Regions from separate parts of the Mus musculus genome. Here region 2 is linked to region 1. Evidence: chromatin loops called from intact Hi-C (ENCODE). Cell type or tissue: left cerebral cortex. All regions are shown on one strand. Each heading gives the region's core, and the rest is flanking DNA. Links, peaks and the distances in the headings are about the cores only. Region 1 has its middle 40 kb from the start of Cpa6. Region 2 overlaps Cpa6 (carboxypeptidase A6).

Region 1 (16,874 bases), core at 6,497-8,996:
TATTCCTGGTAGTTTACAGATGTCCCCCAAATTCTGAACTTTTGTCCACATTCTCCTAACCTTAGAATCTTCCTGTCTTATCCCAGGCATCCCACATGAATACCCTGAATTGGGTTTACATTTTCCCTTCAGCTCCATCATAAGTAAACTCTTGTTTCTATCTCCATGCTAGCTGCTGGCAAATCGATTGAGCTGTTTCCGAGTTGCTCTGTAGATATGGGATTCCCAAGCTGAAAATCAATCGGATTTCTCCAGGTGCTTTAATTGCTTTTCTGAATTAAAGGAAAGCATCGAATATCCAATCAGAATTTCAACAGCTCTTCCATGGAAGGGTCTGACAGTGTTCCTGCAATCTGAGGCAGCCTTCTTTGTGGAATTGCCATTGGAACATACATTGTGACATTAAACTCACAGCTGTAAGATTTCATTCAGTTTTCTTTGTTTCTATCACTTCTGAGACCCTTCTACAGGGCTTTAGAGTGACTCTTCCAAATTTAAAGTAGATTTTATCAGTCCTATGTATACAAATTTTAAATAATTCTCCAAACTATAATGACTCAGTAATAGAATGCCAGAATCATATATGGTTGGAGAGGTCTATTGAAGTCTTCCCTACTGAGATTCCAAATAAGATGGAATAGGTCAGTGGCTTTTAGCAAATGGAGAACTCCATTCTGTAATGGTTATGTAATGGTGTGACTACACATAGGTTGTGTTGTGTTGCCCATTGGCTTTGACCTGGGACAGAGCTGTGATGGTTTGTCTCTGATAATCTTTCTTGATAGACTTACCCCCATTTCTCTTTCAACCAACTAAATGTATGTATATGTATGTGTGTACAATTATGTATATATATATATATAGACTATATGTATGTATGCATGTATTTTTCCCTTTTCCTTTTCCTTTCCTCCTCTGTTCTCCCTTTTACATGGGTTTACCAGAATCCAGCTTCTGATCATCTACTTGTCGTCCATTGATTCCCACCCAGTCTCTAAACTAAAAAAATATCAAAATGCTGACAATTCTTATACTGTCATATTTATATTTCTAGGTCAGAATTTCCCCATATATTTTAAATTCTTAAATTCACTATTTAGATGTCTAATAGTCATGATAAAATGAACATAGCCAAAACTGAAGGCAAGGTTCTAGCCTAACACAGTCCTTCAAACCTACTTCTAATAAAGGCTTCATTTAAGTTGGTGGCAACTGTGTCCTTTTATCTGCTCAGGTGCAAAAGAAATTATTATTGACTCCTTTTTCTTTGAGGACATTGAATTTGTCAGAAAATTGTGTTGGTGTCACCCTCTTTTTTTTTTTTTTTTTTTTTTTTTTTTTGGTTTTTTTCAAGACAGATTTTCTCTGTGTAGCCCTGGCTGTTCTGGAACTCACTCTGTAAACCAGGCTGGCCTTGAACTCAGAAATTCACCTGCCTCTGCCTCTCAAGTGCTGGGATTAAAGGTGTGCACCATCACACCCAGGTGGTGTCACCCTCTTTGACATATGTGCAGAATTCAACTCCTTCTGACCTTCCCGGTACCAATTTGGTATGTTTCCCTCATCTCTTCCTTAGATGGTCATACATGCCTTCTCACAATTCTAGAACCTCTTACCCACTATGCCCCTCTTCAGCCTCCTCTTTACAGAGGTTAGTGCAGTCTTTACGTATGTAAGTTTAATTATGTCATTTTCTGTATAGCTTAATTAGCTCATGGTAAAAAAAAAAAAAAAAAAAAAAAGGGATTCTTTTTTAAATAAAGGCTCATGTAAGCAAATTCCCAACCACCCCTCTGTCTTTGTTTACTACAACTTCCCCCTTTTCAGTGTACATGTACATTTCCAAAGTGCTTGAATCTGAGACTGTTACCTTACACAGCCAGACCAGGGAAACTAAAGATTTTGAGGCAGAAAAATCAACCTGGAGTATCCTGGTGGGGTTCTTGATTTCTTAAGGAATTTGGACTATCATGGCAGAATACCATAAGATGGTTGGCTTAAAGTAATTATAGTCTCATAGGTTATGCACACTGGAAAGTCTGAGAGTGAGGTGCTGACAATTTTGATATCTACTGAGAGCATTCTTATTTGCATATGGCCACTTTCTAATTGTATCTTGATAGGCCAAATAATGAAAAAATGTTTTTCATAAAGGACACTTATCCTATCCATAAGGACTCCACCCTAAAGCCCGGATTGCTTCCCAGAGGCCCATTTCTTAATGCCATTATGCTGGGAAATAAGGCTTTAACATATGAGTTTGGGGAGGAAAACACAAATCTTCATGCCCAGAGATGGATCTGATGTCATCACAAAGCTTCACAGAAGGGGGAGGAAGAGGCTCACACTGAGTGCTAGAGATGTACTTGGGAGCAATACGAACTTTGCAAACCATAGTCTTACAACTGAGATAGCATGGCATATACAACTACTCTGGGACCATTATTTTAAAAAACCTTAGATTTGCCTTTTGAACCAACATAAAATTTCCGTTTTTATATGAGCTAATTTAAACCCAATTTCCCCTCAGTCTTTGGGGAAGAAAGCAAAAATCTATTAACTATTTTTCATTGTTCAGTACATCTGATGAATGTTTCTTCTTTGTGTTTTTTCATATCATTGAAGTCAATGAAAGACAAGTCCAGGTACAAAACCACAAGGACCTCTTTCTTGTAGATTTTTATTTGCATTTAACATTATTCAAGTGTCTCAGAATTTCATTAAGTATATAAATATACCCCTCAAAATGACACTTAAAATGCTTTGCATGGTGTCCCCAATCTACCTTCTCATTTTTTTTCCTCTTAGTGAACTCATTTGCTTGTATGAGTCTATCTCTTTCTTCCTAAGGATCCATCAGGAGCCATTTGGGATTTTTTTAGGTATAAAGTTAATTTTGTGGTCATTTTTAGGGCTTAGCTTTTGAATGAGATATTTTTCCCATGTCTTAAGATGTTCATATTGATATATTTTTGTGTTTTCATCAGCAATCTAGATTTACCCTGACTAAACTAGTGCCTTACTTTTATATTAAAACAGGTCTGAAAGTTTGATAAGGCTTATTGTGACCAGGTATCTTCTAACTTTCTCTTTGATGTCCCAACATCATTCCTATTCCAATTCCCTATAATTTAACAATGACTTTTCAGCAGGGTTAGAAGGTTATTCTTGTCCACAAGCAGGGCAGAAATTTTAGAAAATGCTAGATGGTTTTATATTCCTCTACTGAGCCATATTGGCAGCCCTGATCTGATGACTATTGTTTGAAGGAAGGCATCAATTTCTACACAGAAATTGGTTTTATGATATGACTACCAGATTTAATGTAACATTAACAAAGTTTAGTTTTCTCTATAAATTATGTATATATATATATATATTACATGTATAACATATATTTGTATATATATGTATTTATACATAAATGCATGAACCTCATTTCAGTTAACATTTGAAATCTTCATGTGATATGAGTGCCTTTGAATTGTTAGTATATATCACTGGTGTTAAATTAGTTCTCATATTTTAAGAAACTTGTTTGTGTAGTAGGTGAAAATATAAAATGTGTACCTGGCACAATTTTTCAAAAGAAAACTCTCTGAGATCTGTAAATTGCCCCTCTTTTCAGTTTCATAAATAGCTGCTGTCTCTAAATCTTGTGTGTGAAATGCCAGGCCTCCCCCTGATGCTGACTCGTAAAGGGCATCATCACCTCTGGGTATTGAACTAATTTTGTTAACAGGACTGCTAAGATGAAAGATAGTCTTTCTCTTCCTCCTCCTCCTTCTTTTCCTCCTCCTCCTTCTCCTTCTCCCCATCCTCCTTCTCTTCCTCCTCCTCCTTCTTCTCCCCTCCTTCTCTTCCCCTCCTTCTCTTCCCCTTCCTCCACTTCCCCTTCTTACTCCCCCTCCTCCTCTTCTTCTTCTTCTTCTCCTTCCTCATCCTCTTCTTCCTCATCCCCTTCCTCATCTCCCCATACTCTTCCTCTTTCTCCTTCTCCTCCTCATTCTTGCAGAAGACACACTATGGAAATTTTCATTAACACAAGCCATTTGACTCTTAAACACATCTAGAGAATGTAAACTTTCTGGGAATCTTGTGTGGTAGCCAGAAGAGTTTCCTGTCAACTAACTTCAAATATCAGAGGATCCTCTTCATTGAGTATGAGATAGTGATGAAGATCATGTCAAGATTCTCATGTGTCTATAAAAGATAATCACAAGTTTCCCCTTATGCTTTGGATAATGGGAGGAGGAAACCTCTGTCTCTTGTGGGAAACCAAGGATCTGGAATGGTAAGGGCCTGAGAATGGACCAAAGCTTCCTGGGGATGATCAGGATGGGACTTCAGGCTTGGATGTGTGCTTACATGTTGTACATTCAGCAGGTTTATGGGGAGAAGTTATGATGAACCATTTATCATTTCAGAGGAATGACCCACACAAGAACCCAGCACCCTGAGTAAGGAGGCAATAGTAAGGGACAACCAAGAAGGGAAAGCCTACGCCAGCCTTTTGGCGAGATTATAGGAAGATTATTCCAGAGGTTTTGATTAAAGCAAGAGTGTGGGCTGTTGGCTTCCTCAAATGCAGGACATGCAGAACAAATGCTTCCAGGAATTGTGACAGGATTTTCTCCAACTTCCTCCCAGCAACCCCAAAGGATGAAAAAGAATTTGGTTTCTAAAGTTTACAACAGGGAGTTTAAAAATTGAAGGCTGATTACTCACAAGGGTTTTCTGGGATAAAGTATCCTGAGAGGACCAATGATATTTTTAGGACATTGTTATTTTAATAATAAACTGTACATCTATACATATTGTATATATATAAATTACACATATATAATATTAAAAATACATATTGTACATATACAAATTGCACACACATATGTATATATATATATTACAAATTATATTATATATATTACAAATATGTCTTTGTACAATTGTTCATGCTCATGTATGGGCAGGTGAGTACGTGTGTGTGTGTGTGTGTGTGTGTGTGTGTGTGTGTTCATATTTATACAAATATGGGGACACTGGAGAATAACACCAGGAACCATTCCTCAAGCACTATTTACCTCTCCTATTGGCCTGGAACTGGCCAAATAGACTAGGTTGCTTAGCTTGGTAAGCTCCAGAAATCTACCTGTTTTGTCTCCCTCATTTTGTGATTATAAGCACATGTAATCATGCCTGTCTTTCAAAATGTAAGTTCTGAGGCTTGATTTCAGGTCTTCATGTTGCGAGGTAATTACACTATTGAGTGAGATAACCTCCTAACCCCAATTTTATTTTAATATTTATAATAGAATAATTTATAGAATAGACAGAGTTGATAAAATCCTGATGCTTCTGACCTAGAAGAATGTTGCAGAGAGCATTAATTAACAAGAGTTGAATTTAGGTGTGACAAATGCTCTGCAAATTATCTAGGTGTCTCTATTTCCCAATGCCCTATTTGCTAATACATACATACCACTTTTGCATGCATTCTTTGATTACCTCATCCACAGCAGCCTCCGGAGGTATGGTTGCTACTTTACATATTTTACACAGAAGGAAATTGAAGCCCAGAGGGTTAGGTGATTTGCCTAGAGTCTCTTGGGAAATGCAATTGAATTGCAAAGCAGATCTCTGGCTCCAGACATTAGCGAGAATAGGAAGTGGATTTCGAGCTAGGAATCAGTGTATGAGTAGTGTTTAAGAAATATTATGGAAGCTAAAGTGAAGGTACTGCACTATGCAGGCTCTCCTTGCTATAATATTTTGTGTAACAAACATTGTATTAGTAAATTGTCATGTACTGTTTGAGAATCTAGTTCTAGAATTGTTGTGCTCCTCACCCACTGCATTTCAGAACCAAGATGCTTATCTCAAAGTACTCTCCAGGGCGCCTTATCTGTCAATGATCTGTCCCCCTAACTCTGTAACAGGGAGAAGTAGCCCCCAAGTTAAATCACTGGGCACTTTAGAGAAGCTAGAAGGTAAACTATTTCCAGTGGATGTTACTCTTATTTATTTATTTATTTATTTCATGATGTAAAAGTGTCCACAGTCTGAGAGAGGGGCCTGATATTCAGCCATAGGAAGTTCAGCTATGGAGAGAAAGGTCAGTTGGGAACTCCAGCTGGCTACCTCAAAATCTCAATTTCTACTGGATATTTTAAGCATTTGATTTGGTGTTTGGCATTTTATCTATCTATCTATCTATCTATCTATCTATCTATCTATCTATCTATCTATCTATCTATCCATCCATCTCTCATCTACCTATTTCTGTTTATTATTTAACTTTGACTTGCAATGTGCTTATAAACTTACTCACTCAAATTTGAAAATATGTTATTATAGATCATTCTGCAGACTACACAAAACATATTGGTTCTTAATAATTCTGTGCTGTACAGCAGCTGATCCTTGAAGACAATAATAAAGGATCTTTCAAGGACTGAGGTGGAGAAGAAATGATAGATCTTGTCAGCTCTGTAGTGGAATGAACTATGCATTAGCATGATGAAGAAATTGTGATTGTGTGACAGAAAGTTGGAAATTTATCAAACTTTAACCAAAGCAACCCAGAAATAATCTCAAAGAAGCCATGCCAAAATCTGGGTTCATTTAGTAAGGGGAAGAATAGTTAATTTTTTTTACCTGGCTAGGACAAGGACTAAGAACAAGTTAGGCTATAGAGAATCTTAAGGCAGTTGGGTAGATCTATTATTATAAAACTGTTATGTTTTCATTGGGAATTTTATGTAGTACTTAATACATTTGAAAATACCTCTTGATAGACTTTCAAGGAGCTAATGACAGCAGCATTAATAATCCCAGACCCCATTACAAATACAGGGCACAGGAAAGAGCAGATCTGGTAGCAGTACCTGTCTAAGCTGTGTTACAGAGTTGTGGGACCCGGCAGAGCTTGACCATTGTGGGGGTGAGCTCCAGATGAGCAAATGAATGCACAAAACCCATCTGTCTATCTGCCCCAAACACATCCATCTGCCAGTAGCACACTGTCTGCCCCCACAGCCCAACTATCTGCCCCCACAGCCCAACTATCTGCCCCCACAGCCCAACTATCTGCCCCCAGCACATCTATCTGCCCCCACAGCCCAACTATCTGCCCCCAGCACATCTATCTGCCCCCAGCACATCTATCTGCCCCCACAGCACATCTATCTGCCCCCACAGCACATCTATCTGCCCCCAGCACATCTATCTGCCCCCAGCACATCTATCTGCGCCCAGCACATCTATCTGCCCCCACAGCACATCTATCTGCCCCCAGCACATCTATCTGCGCCCAGCACATCTATCTGCCCCCAGCACATCTATCTGCCCCCAGCACATCTATCTGCCCCCAGCACATCTATCTGCGCCCAGCACATCTATCTGCCCCCAGCACATCTATCTGCCCCCAGCACATCTATCTGCGCCCAGCACATCTATCTGCCCCCAGCACATCTATCTGCCCCCAGCACATCTATCTGCCCCCAGCACATCTATCTGCCCCCAGCACATCTATCTGCCCCCAGCACATCTATCTGCCCCCAGCACATCTATCTGCCCCCAGCACATCTATCTGTGCCCAGCACACTATCTGCCCCAGCACATCTATCTGTGCCCAGCACATCTATCTGTGCCCAGCACATCTATCTGTGCCCAGCACACTATCTGCCCCAGCACACTATCTGTGCCCAGCACATCTATCTGCCCCTAGCACACTATCTGTGCTCAGCACATCTATCTGTGCCCAGCACACTATCTGTGCCCAGCATACTATCTGCCCCAGCACACTATCTGTGCCCAGCACATCTATCTGCCCCTAGCACACTATCTGTGCCCCAGCACACTATCTGTGCCCAGCACACTATCTGCCCCAGCACACTATCTGTACCCTTTTTTGATCCACTTGAACTAAGCAGCCAACTGGAGAATGTATGGCTTTCCTTGTACCTCTCTCACTGGGAGATGGGGCTGTGATCAATGTGCACATCTGCCACCTGGTGGTGGTGTTGTCTTTGTAAATTAATAAGTTGCCTTGTGGTTTCTAGATGTCCATCCTGTTGTTAGAATTGGTTTTCACTAGGGATTTTATGCACTGCTTGATACATTTGAAAATATCTCTCAATAGACTTTTGAGGACTAGTGTCCAGCTTTGTTAGTAATTTCAGGCCCCATTACAGATATAGGAGACAGGAAAGATCAGATATGGGTATGGATTCTGTCTAAGCTGTTAGAAAGGTATCATGTGGGACCTGCCATAGGCTTGCCCATTGTGGGGATGAATTCACGATGACCAAATGGCTGGCCATGGATGTCTACAAGGCTGAGAACAAGACTTTGTACTCTTGGGAATTTGCCAAGTTCACTGTAACTTTGGTGGTCAGTCAACCAGATAGTCTTCTTAGGAGTGAGAATTGCTGCCAGTGCAAACATCAAGGCAATTTCTACCAAGGAATTGGGAGATCTGACCTTGACTGCTCTTCATGATGAGGTTACGGTAGCAATCATAATCTATGGGGATTAGTTTTTTACTTTTGCTAATTCGCAGGGGGAAAACATCCACACAGCCAGAACTCCAAGCCAAGTACCATCTCATGACTGCATCTATCTAAACAGCGAATGCTAACTAACAGCACATGTTATCACATGTCCATGAGGTCATACATAGGTTTAAAGAGCTCTAAGGTGGTACACTTATGCATATATAACTATTATAATGTGCTCAGTAGGTATTAAAACCAAATAGTTCCTGTTTGTAAGTTATTTGTAATACTTTTCCCAAATCATGATCTCTTTCTGTCGTTCTTTCTTTCTTTCTTTCTTTCTTTCTTTCTTTCTTTTTTTTTTTTTTTTTGGTTGTTTGAGACAGGGTTTCTCTGTGTAGCCTTGGCTGTCCTGGAACTCACTCTGTAGAGCAGGCTGGCCTCAAACTCAGAAATCCACCTGCCTCTGCCCTCCAAGCGCTGGGAATAAAGGCATGTGCCACCACTGCCCAGTGTTTCTATTAAAGAGCTGCTTTTTTTTTTTTTTTTGGCAAAGTGTCCACACTTTGGTCTTCGTTCTTCAGTTTAATGTGTTTAGAAAATTGTATCTTATATCTTGGGTATCCTAAGATTCTGGGCTAATATCCACTTATCAGTGAGTACAGATTGTGTGAGTTCCTTTGTGATTGGGTTACCTCACTCAGGATGATGCCCTCCAGGTCCATCCATTTGCCTAGGAATTTCATAAATTCATTCTTGTTAATAGCTGAGTAGTACTCCATTGTGTAGATGTACCACATTTTCTGTATCCATTCCTCTGTTGAGGGGCATCTGGGTTCTTTCCAGCTTCTGGCTATTATAAATAAGGCTGCTATGAACGTAGTGGAGCATGTGTCCTTCTTACCAGTTGGGACATCTTCTGGATATATGCCCAGGAGAGGTATTGAGGGATCCTCCAGTAGTATTATGTCCAATTTTCTGAGGAATCGCCAGACTGTTTTCCAGAGTGGTTGTACAAGCTTTCAATCCCAGCAACAATGGAGGAATGTTCCTCTTTCTCCACATCCTTGCCAGCATCTGCTGTCACCTGAACTTTTGATCTTAGCCATTCTGACTGGTGTGAGGTGGAATCTCCGGGTTGTTTTGATTTGCATTTCCCTGATGATTAAGGATGTTGAACATTTTTTCAGGTGCTTCTCTGCCATTCGGTATTCCTCAGGTGAGAATTCTTTGTTCAGATCTGAGCCCCATTTTTAAATGGGGTTATTTGATTTTCTGGAGTCCACCTTCTTGAGTTCTTTATATATATTGGATATTAGTCCCCTATCCGATTTGGGATAGGTAAAGATCCTTTCCCAATCTGTTGGTGGTCTTTTTGTCTTATTGACGGTGTCTTTTGCCTTGCAGAAACTTTGCAATTTTATGAGGTCCCATTTATCGATTCTCGATCTTACAGCACAAGCATTGCTGTTCTATTCAGGAATTTTTCCCCTGTGCCCATATCTTCAAGGCTTTTCCCTATTTTCTCCTCTATAAGTTTCAGTGTCTCTGGTTCATGTGGAGTTCCTTAATCCACTTAGATTTGACCTTAGTACAAGGAGATAGAAATGTAGATTTGACTTAGTACAAGGAGATACTTACGTAGATTTGACCTTAGATAGAAATGGATCAATTTGCATGATAACCGATAGTTGTGCCAGCACCATTTGTTGAAAATGCTGTCTTTTTTCCACTGGATGGTTTTAACTCCCTTGTCAAAGATCAAGTGACCATAGGTGTATGGGTTCATCTCTGGGTCTTCAATTCTGTTCCATTGGTCTGCTTGTCTGTCACTATACCAGTACCATGCAGTTTTTATCACAATTGCTCTGTAGTACAGCTTTAGGTCAGGCATGGTGATTCCACCAGAGGTTCTTTTATCCTTGAGAAGAGTTTTTGCTATCCTAGGTTTTTTGTTACTCCAGATGAATCTGCTGATTGCCCTTTCTAATTCGTTGAAGAATTGAGTTGGAATTTTGATGGGGGTTGCATTGAATCTGTAGATTGCTTTTGGCAAGATAGCCATTTTTACTATATTGATCCTGCCAATCCATGAGCATGGGAGATCTTTCCATCTTCTGAGATCTTCTTTAATTTCTTTCTTCAGAGACTTGAAGTTCTTATCATACAGATCTTTCTCTTCTTTAGTTAGAGTCACACCAAGGTATTTTATATTATTTGTGACTATTGAGAAGGGTGTTGTTTCCCTAATTTCTTTCTCAGCCTGTTTATCCTTTGTACACAGAAAGGCCATTGACTTGCTTGAGTTAATTTTATATCCAGATACTTCATTGAAGCTGTTTATCAGGCTTAGGACACAATTGAAAGCATTTCTAAGAGGAAAACTCATAGCTCTGAGTGCCTACAAAAAGAAACTAGAGAGAGCACACATTAGCAGCTTGACAACACACCTAAAAGCTCTAGAACAAAAGGAAGCAAAGTCACCCAAGAGGAGTAGATGGCAGGAAATAATCAAACTCACAGGTGAAATCAACCAAGTGGAAACAAGAAGAACTATTCAAAGAATCAAACAATCAAGGAGCTGGTTCTTTGAGAAAATCAACAAGATAGATAAACCCTTAGGCAGACTCACTAGAGGGCACAGGGAAAGCATCCTAATTAACAAAATTAGAAATCAAAAGGGAGACATAACAACAGGTCCTGACGAAATCCAAAACACCATCAGATCCTTCTACAAAAGGCTATATTCAACAAAATTGGAGAACCTGGATGAAATGGACAAGTTTCTAGACAGATACCAGGTATCAAAGTTGAATCAAGATCAGGTTAATGATCTAAACAGCCCGATATCCCCCAAAGAAATAGAAGTAGTCATTAATAGTCTCCCAAGCAAAAAAAGCCCAGGACCAGAGGGGTTTAGTACAGAGTTCTATCAGACCTTCAAAGAAGATCTAATCCCAGTTCTTCACAAACTATTCCACAAAATAGAAACAGAAGGTACTCTACCCAACTCATTCTATGAAGCCACAATTACTCTGATACCTAAACCACAAAAGGACCCAACAAAAATAGAGAACTTCAGACCAATTTCCCTTATGAATATCGATGCAAAAATCCTCAATAAAATTCTCGCTAACCGAATCCAAGAACACATTAAAGCAATCATCCATCCTGACCAAGTAGGGTTCATCCCAGGGATGCAGGGATGGTTTAATATACGAAAATCCATCAATGTAATCCATTATATAAACAAACTCAAAGACAAAAACCACATGATCATCTCGTTACATGCTGAGAAAGCATTTGACAAAATCCAACACCCATTCATGATAAAAGTCTTGGAAAGATCAGGAATTCAAGGTCCATACCTAAACATGATAAAAACAATCTACAGCAAACCAGTAGCCAACATCAAAGTAAATGGTGAGAAGCTGGAAGCAATCCCAGTAAAATCAGGAACTAGACAAGGCTGTCCACTCTCTCCCTACCTATTCAACATAGTACTTGAAGTCCTAGCCAGAGCAATTAGAAAACAAAAGGAGATCAAGGGGATGCAAATTGGAAAGGAAGAAGTCAAAATATCACTTTTTGCAGATGATATGATAGTATATATAAGTGACCCTAAAAATTCCACCAGAGAACTCCTAAGCCTGATCAGAGCTTCTAATGCAGTGCAATCACTGGACAGGATTGGCCGAGTTGGAATGAAGCACTTGCTGAAGAACGTCCTTTGTGTTCTAAAAGAAAGTTCCTCTTGGTGATGACTTCTCTGTGTTTCATTGCAAGGGGTGACTCCCTGCTCTCTGCCCTCATTTCTCTGTGATTCTGCAGCCTCAGCTGCTATTGCAGCACTCCATGCCAAGCTCTAACTTCGGTGCCACTTCCCACCATCCTCTATCACAGCTGTGCCTACTCCTGGACACTCCTGCTCCAGCTGAGATTTCTCAGGAGAGAGATTTCATCTCATTGGGTTGACACTCTTTAGTTCAGACTGTCTCTGCAGAATTCTTAGGCTGAACAACTCCAAAGCCTTGGATTCAGACGTTGGTCCTGTCATCTCACGGTCACAAACTGAGACTTCCATGCCTGATCCCACTTACTTAAGATCAAGATCATACAATACAAAGGTCATACAATATAAAATATGAAACTTATGAGCAAGAATGTACTGTAGGCAGCTTGGATGCTGATGGGAGTGGGTGAGGGAGGCAATTACAATTTAGAGCACACTCATTGCAGTCAGCAAAGGCTCAGTTACTCCAAACCATAGTTCTATTCCAGAAGGTAATAAGCAGCCAAATCCATGCACATCGAAGCATTATTATTATTAGTGGGAAATTGTAGCCTTAATTATAAACTGCATCCTGATAATTTATGGCACCACATGCTTGAAAGCCAGAACTAAAGCTCTCACTTTCCATCTAACTCAGATATGGTTCACGTGGAATATTCTCCAAAGGACCTGCAGCCCAATGTGTAGGTGGTGATGGCTCCTTAAAAGCCTTGGGATCATTGTAAGGTTTTCATTTGCTTCAGTAATTACCTATTTTGAGCCTGATGGAGGAAGAATCGAAAAGCTGGAGAAATTGTTCATCTGTAAAGTGCATATGTGATCATTTTCTTCTATGCATTTCAGCAAAAGTTGTAAGGGTGGCAGTAAAAAAATAATGTGTTAGCTTTTGCATTTTGTAGTTATACTATATGGATTTCTTTTGCAAAAGTGTTTCCTGGAGGGAACCTTTCTCTCATTTTCCAGGGATATCTCTTAGGAGCCTTTGGGAATTGCTTACTGGCCCAGGGGATCTCCAGGCTCTTCCGAGCCACTGCTTTCATGGCTCTTATGTAGTGGCAGGCTGTACTGCTCCTCACATTAGCCTCTGTGGCTGAGAAATAAGTGACAGCTGTCACATAGGGTCTGAGTGAGAACATGTGTTTTTCAGAGCCCCTTTAGGGAGCAGAGACCCTACTCTAGACTGCTCTAATCTCCACTGAGTACCTCGTGAATGAGACTCTGCTAAATATGGGGCTGCTAAGAGGTCCCTCAGTTTCTGCCTTTGAATGAAGCCAGATGTTTAACTCATACAGCATATCAAAGGTGATCTTCAGAAAAGATTAGCCATGTTTGGGGTTGGTCCAACTCTTAGAACCCAGAACAGGGTATTATATGTCATGACTGACAGGGAAAGAGACAATGTTCTTTAGATTTTAGTTCTTAAAGTCTCCAACTGTTACAGAAATCAACATGATTAGTGAGTGTGTACAATTTGATCTTCACTGTCAAGGCCTTGGTCATCCCTGGCTCCAGAAAGCCACACTTCCCTTACTCCCTCAAGCCTCATAAGGGTTAATGGCTCCCAGATGTTGCTAGCCCTTCACCATGCTTCAACACCCTCCATAAGACCCCTTCACTCTGTTGCCCCCACTTTACCAATATCCCCTTAAATATCTGTGCTGACAGAAACATCTGCTTTATTCCAGGATGATGAATGAAACATTGTGTAGACAGACATTTCCATAGGAAGATCACTGGGTTTCCAAAGTTTATACCTGATTTTTGCATTTCTTAGATCTAGTTATACAGTCACTGCTATGATCTGCATGCTTGTGTATTTCATTTATGGAAACATACCACCCTATGCGGTAGTTTTAGAAAGTAAAGACTTTTGGAGTGTTTAGGTCATGAGGGTGCAGTCTTTATGAACAGAAATATAACTGGCAGCCTCAAGCTCCTTTAACCCTTTGCAAAGATTGCAAAGATACAATGAAAAAAATGCCCTCAAAAAACCAGAAACCGAGTCTTCATCAAATACCAAATCTGCTTTGATATTAGGCTTCCTGACCAAGAGAATAAATCCGCATTGTTTAAGCCACAGTATGCCATATTTTGCCAAGGAAATAATCATGGGATTCTTGAAAGAAATATTGCAGACTTGGTAGCCTAAAACAACAAGGGGAGGGAGTGTTTAAATGACTAACTTCTAAATCCTAGTCACTTCTCTCTTGCATCTCTCTCATCCTGGTTGCTGATTGTTGATCCATCTAGGTAAGTCCACACCTAGCCCTTCCGAACTTCTATGTTCTATTCTAGCTCTCAACCTCAGGTCACTTCCCTCCCACTACCTTGTCCCTTTGCATCCCATGTGTCTCCTGACTACCACAGCCTAAACTGAAGAATGCTTTCCGAATTCCAGAGGAAGACATTGCTTTTTCTCTCCCCTGAATGCTAGAGGAGCTTCGTGGTTCTTCGTCCTGACTCTTGTACTGTATTGCTACAACAACCTGGGTGGGGGGGGGGGGGGGGGGAAGCACCTTAAGGAAGGAAGGAAGAGATTACTTTGCCATACAGTTCCAGGGACTGCAATGCACGGTGGCAGGGAAGATATTGTGGCAGGAGCAGGTTGCTAGTCACACTGCATCCACAGTTGGGAAGAAGGGAAGAAGAGAACAATGAATAATTCTGTTCAGGTTACTCTCTTCATTTCATTTAGTCTGGGATCCCACCCACATTTAGGGGGACTCTTCCTAACTCAATTATTCAAACCTGTACTGACTAGTTTTGTGTCAACTTGACACAGCTGGAGTTATCACAGAGAGAGGAGCTTCAGTTGAGGAAATGCCTCCATGAGATCCAACTGTAAGGCATTTTCTCAATTAGTGATCAAGGGGGAAAGGCCCCTTGTGGGTGGGACCATCTCTGGGCTGGTAGTCTTGGTTCTATAAGAGAGCAGGCTGAACAAGCCAGTAAGGAACATCCCTCCATGGCCTCTGCATCAGCTCCTGCTTCCTGACCTGCCTGAGTTCCAGTCCTGAATTCCTTGGTGATGAACAGCAGTATGGAAGTGTAAGCCGAATAAACCCTTTCCTCCCCAACTTGCTTCTTGGTCATGATGTTTGTGCAGGAATAGAAACCCTGACTAAGACAAAACCTAAATAATCCTTCACAATCATGTCCAGAGACATGTCTTTTCTATGATCCTAGATCCTGTCAAGTAGACAGTTGATATTAATTTAACCACTGGACAAGTAGCTTTTACCGACCTGATATAATTGTCATCTTGGAGGCTTACTGCTGAATAAGCTCACCCTTTCTAGTTTGTTCTGAACTTTGGCTGGCAGCTTCAACTCAGCTGTTGTGGCCCAAACTCCTCTCCAAGCTGACATAATTCAATATGAGTTTTCTCAGCTTCTCATTGAATTGCTCTGCTTGGCCTCAAACTAACCCCAGCAATCTGTTCTGATCTTCTGGCTCCTTTTGTCTTCACTTGTGTCTAACTTGTTCTCTCTACAGCCTGACGCTGTAAAGCTGCCCCTGTAAAAACTGCTTCTGAACTCCACAAACTAACTGCCATAATCTCAACTCCATTGCCCTGCCTCTCAATTCACTGATTCAAACAGACTGACTAGATTTGGATGTCTCTGTCTCCTGAGTACTGGGATTAAAGGTGTTTCCTATCTCACCTGAACCTGAGCTTTTCTTTACCTGAAACTTGTTCTATACAAGGCTGTCCTGGAACTCAGAGATCTGCTCGCCTTTGTCTTCTGGGACTAAAGGTATGTCTGTATTCCAGTCAGATCGCACAGGTTTAGAAGGTCATTGGATGTGATCTCTTGCCTCAATCCAGCAGTCATATTGCTGGATTAAAATTTCTCTCCAAACCAACACTCGATTGAATTTAACATTCCCCATAGTTTCACATGGTAATTAAATGCACCTTGGGAAAATTCTATATTATTTCTGTATTTCAGTTTCTTCACCAAAAAGGTGTATCACAGTGAGTAACCCTTCTGCCAATTTTATGAACTATCTTGCTGGTTCATCCTCAAACAGCTGTCTTGTCTTCTATCATTACTTACCTAGTATATTGACAAGACTGTTTTGTTTTATTTTCCCTTGGATTCTTTCTCCTCACAACTTCAAGCATAGTTGCCTATGGTCACGTACATGTTTAAATTGGTTTGAAACACACTCTAAACGTTCTTGGGCAGTTTCTTATGAAAATTTCTGAAGAAATTTTATATATGTATATGTAATATATATGTAATATATATATGTATGTATATGTGTATATATATATATACACATACATACACATGTATACATATATGTATATGATGTATGTGTGTGTGTGTGTGTGTATGACACATATATGTTCCATTTTGGAGTTTTAATTAATTACAGATATAGTCAGGTGACAAAAAAGAATAGCCATCCTATTACACAAACATATATCACACACACATGTATATATATGGGGAGATTTATTAGAATGCAACAATGGCTGCCTATAAATGTAAAGGTCCAAGAATCCAGTAGTTGAGTTATTCAGGCCACAAGGCTAGATGTCTAAGCTGGTCTTCAGTATATTATGGAACCCCAAA
Region 2 (2,500 bases), core at 1-2,500, 270 kb before region 1:
CTCCTCCAATCCTCTACATTCTCCCACAATTCTGCCCAGAGTCTCCCCCTTCTTCATCTGGACTAGATACCACTGATAAACCCTTGAACCAGTATTTCACTGGGAAAGTTACTATGCCAACCTTTCTATGTCTTTATCCAACAGACCACCAACCCTCTACCAATATTAGATTCTCTTCTCAGCAGCAACCAGGCTGTCAGTTCTTACTTCTGTTTTTTTTCTCTTGGTAACATTCTTTAGAATCCATTTTTTTTCACGCCTTGTAAATAATTTTGTTTATTACTATAGAAACCACCAGCTAAGTTTTCTTTCCAATTACAGGTTCCCTTCTCCTGTCTCCTTTTTTGGGGTAGGTGGGGAATGCCATCTTGGAACTGGCCTAGAACTCACTGTGTACCCCAGGTTAGCTTAGAGTTTGTAATTCTCCTGCCTCGACCTCGAGAATACTGGTATTAGATAGTGCATGATGGCTGGTTCTATTATCTTAAATTGTCCATATTTATTCCTTCCATGTTAGAAGATGAGTCTGTTTCCTACTGTTCAAATCTTCTCTTTGGTATCACTAGAATCTACCACATTAATGGTCCTTCCCCAGGCTGTAGACACACCACACCACACCACGTTTCTCCTTCTGGCACAATTTCAAGATTTCTGAGTGGCCATTGATGCCGTATGTCTTAGTGGTCACTTCTTGCTCTCTGCTCTCTTATAACCACTGCTAGGAGATAGATTCTGCTTCGCATCTGTCACTTTTCTGTCTTCCATTCCTCACAACTGAACCTCCCCACGAACGTTGGTAATATAATTTCCATCACCAAATTCAGAGACTAGTTGGCTCCTTTCTTGTTCACTGCAGTTGTGGATCATCATCCCACTCTCTGAAACCATTCTCTTCTTTGACTCGCATAACTGTCTTGACTTACTCTCTTCTGCTGCAACTCTTCGTTTAGAAACCGTCTGAATGTGCACATTCATTCACATCTGTCTGCTCGGTTTTCTCCATGCTAGAAAACTCAGTGTCCTCCTCCGACTTCTCCCTCTTCTCTCTCCAACAGAGTGTAGAGCTTGGGTAGTTTTACCCTGGGAAGCCTCCCCTGGCTATTTGGGCTATTTCTATCTTCTGCTATTACAGTCTCATCCACAATATGAGGCACTTTTGTTTATATCCTCCAGGGGGCAGCACCACTCATAGTGGCCTTGTATCTTCCTTTGCTTGTCCCCAACATCTGGCAGGTCCCTTATCCTCTCTTTTCTGCTGCAGAGCAGGCATTTCTTCTCTGCCTTCCCTTTGGCCTTTTTAGCAACACCAGTTGGCTTTTGATTCTTTATACAGTAAAAATCTGCATTGCAATTGGTGACTTAGTGTACACAGTGAAGTAGCATGTCTATGTGATTTCTCCTACTCCCTATTAGGCAAATAAGTTCTTCAAATATGGATATACACATGTTTATTGTCTCACAATGAAATACCACTTAAATAAAACCCTTGTGGAAACTCTTGATAAACAATCTGAATACAGTCACTATTCAATTGGATTTAGTACAAATAAAATTTGTAGCAAATAAAAAAGAATGCTTACTTGTAGTAGATGTGGGTTTCCTGTAAGAACGCTAACAGGGTTCTGGAAGCATTTTGGGAAATATGGACATCAGTAATTGTCCCCTCTGACACATAGGAGATACTGCTGGGCTGCCACAGGTCCACCTATAGTGCAGGAACCAACCTATAATTCATATGTAGTATAGGTGGGAAACCATGTCATGATGACAAGCATATTATTTTGTTGGATTATAGTAGCAGCAAACACATGCAGAGTAGACTCAGTGCTTATGCCTGTAGGGTTAAACTCTCATTTCATCTGGCTTGAATTTGTGCCCCCAATTTCATCAGAGTCAGATGAATTTGATGAATAGAATTTGATCTCAATTCACAACACGTTTACATCACAAGGTAAAAAATGAGGTGAAGGTTTAAAATTATTCTTTTAAATTTACTGTATAAATATTTGAATAACTTCAAGAAAGAGAACGGTATAGACTTTTTCTGCTACATAAGGAAATTGTGGTTCATTACATTTGGTAGCCTTGCCCCTACTTTTACAGTATTGAAATAGGGGAGACAGGCTTTCATTGGTGGGGGGGGGCAAAGAGTCTGCTTTCTTTCTCTTATGTAGATAGTCTCTCTGCTAGCTTGCAAGGACAAATCTGAGTCAGCTAACAAACCAGTCCACAGTGTGGGCAAACTAAAGTGTGGGGCTCGAAGAGCTGCAGAGGGTCGTTCCAGCCATCTGTTAGCCCTGGGCAAGGATACAGCTAGGCCTGTATCACACTGTCCCCAGAGACAGGTCTGAACCAGTCTTGTAAGACTCCAGAAGGAGACAACTTGACAACATTCTAATTTAAGCCCCTGCCATGTCCAATAAGATTGTCAGACACATTTCTTAATCCTTCATGCTAGTGCACAGTTTCATTTTTACCTCGTTCCACTCCTTTTACTGAG

What was found. Hi-C counts contacts between places; a loop is a spot of excess contacts. Peaks named below come from ENCODE experiments on the same cell type or tissue, not always from the same donor. Only the 100,000 strongest peaks of a DNase experiment are listed, where the experiment ranks them.
Region 2: it touches region 1 in a loop (4-fold over the local background); 7 of 42 quality-filtered maps call a loop at or near these places.

Annotation. Positions count from the first base shown.
Region 1 is chr1:10,751,775-10,768,648 of GRCm38, forward strand. No RefSeq gene overlaps it. Among named protein-coding and RNA genes, the nearest start is that of Cpa6, 40 kb to the left of the region's middle. In left cerebral cortex, for the core only: a CTCF peak has its summit at 8,013 (motif pointing left); a DNase peak (open chromatin) is centred at 8,005.
Region 2 is chr1:10,487,245-10,489,744 of GRCm38, forward strand. It overlaps Cpa6 (carboxypeptidase A6), which reads right to left. Exons shown (of 11, transcript NM_177834.4): 3 at 1,581-1,705. Among named protein-coding and RNA genes, the nearest start is that of Gm25253, 67 kb to the right of the region's middle. In left cerebral cortex, for the core only: a CTCF peak has its summit at 1,170 (motif pointing right); no DNase peak of the experiment used is centred there.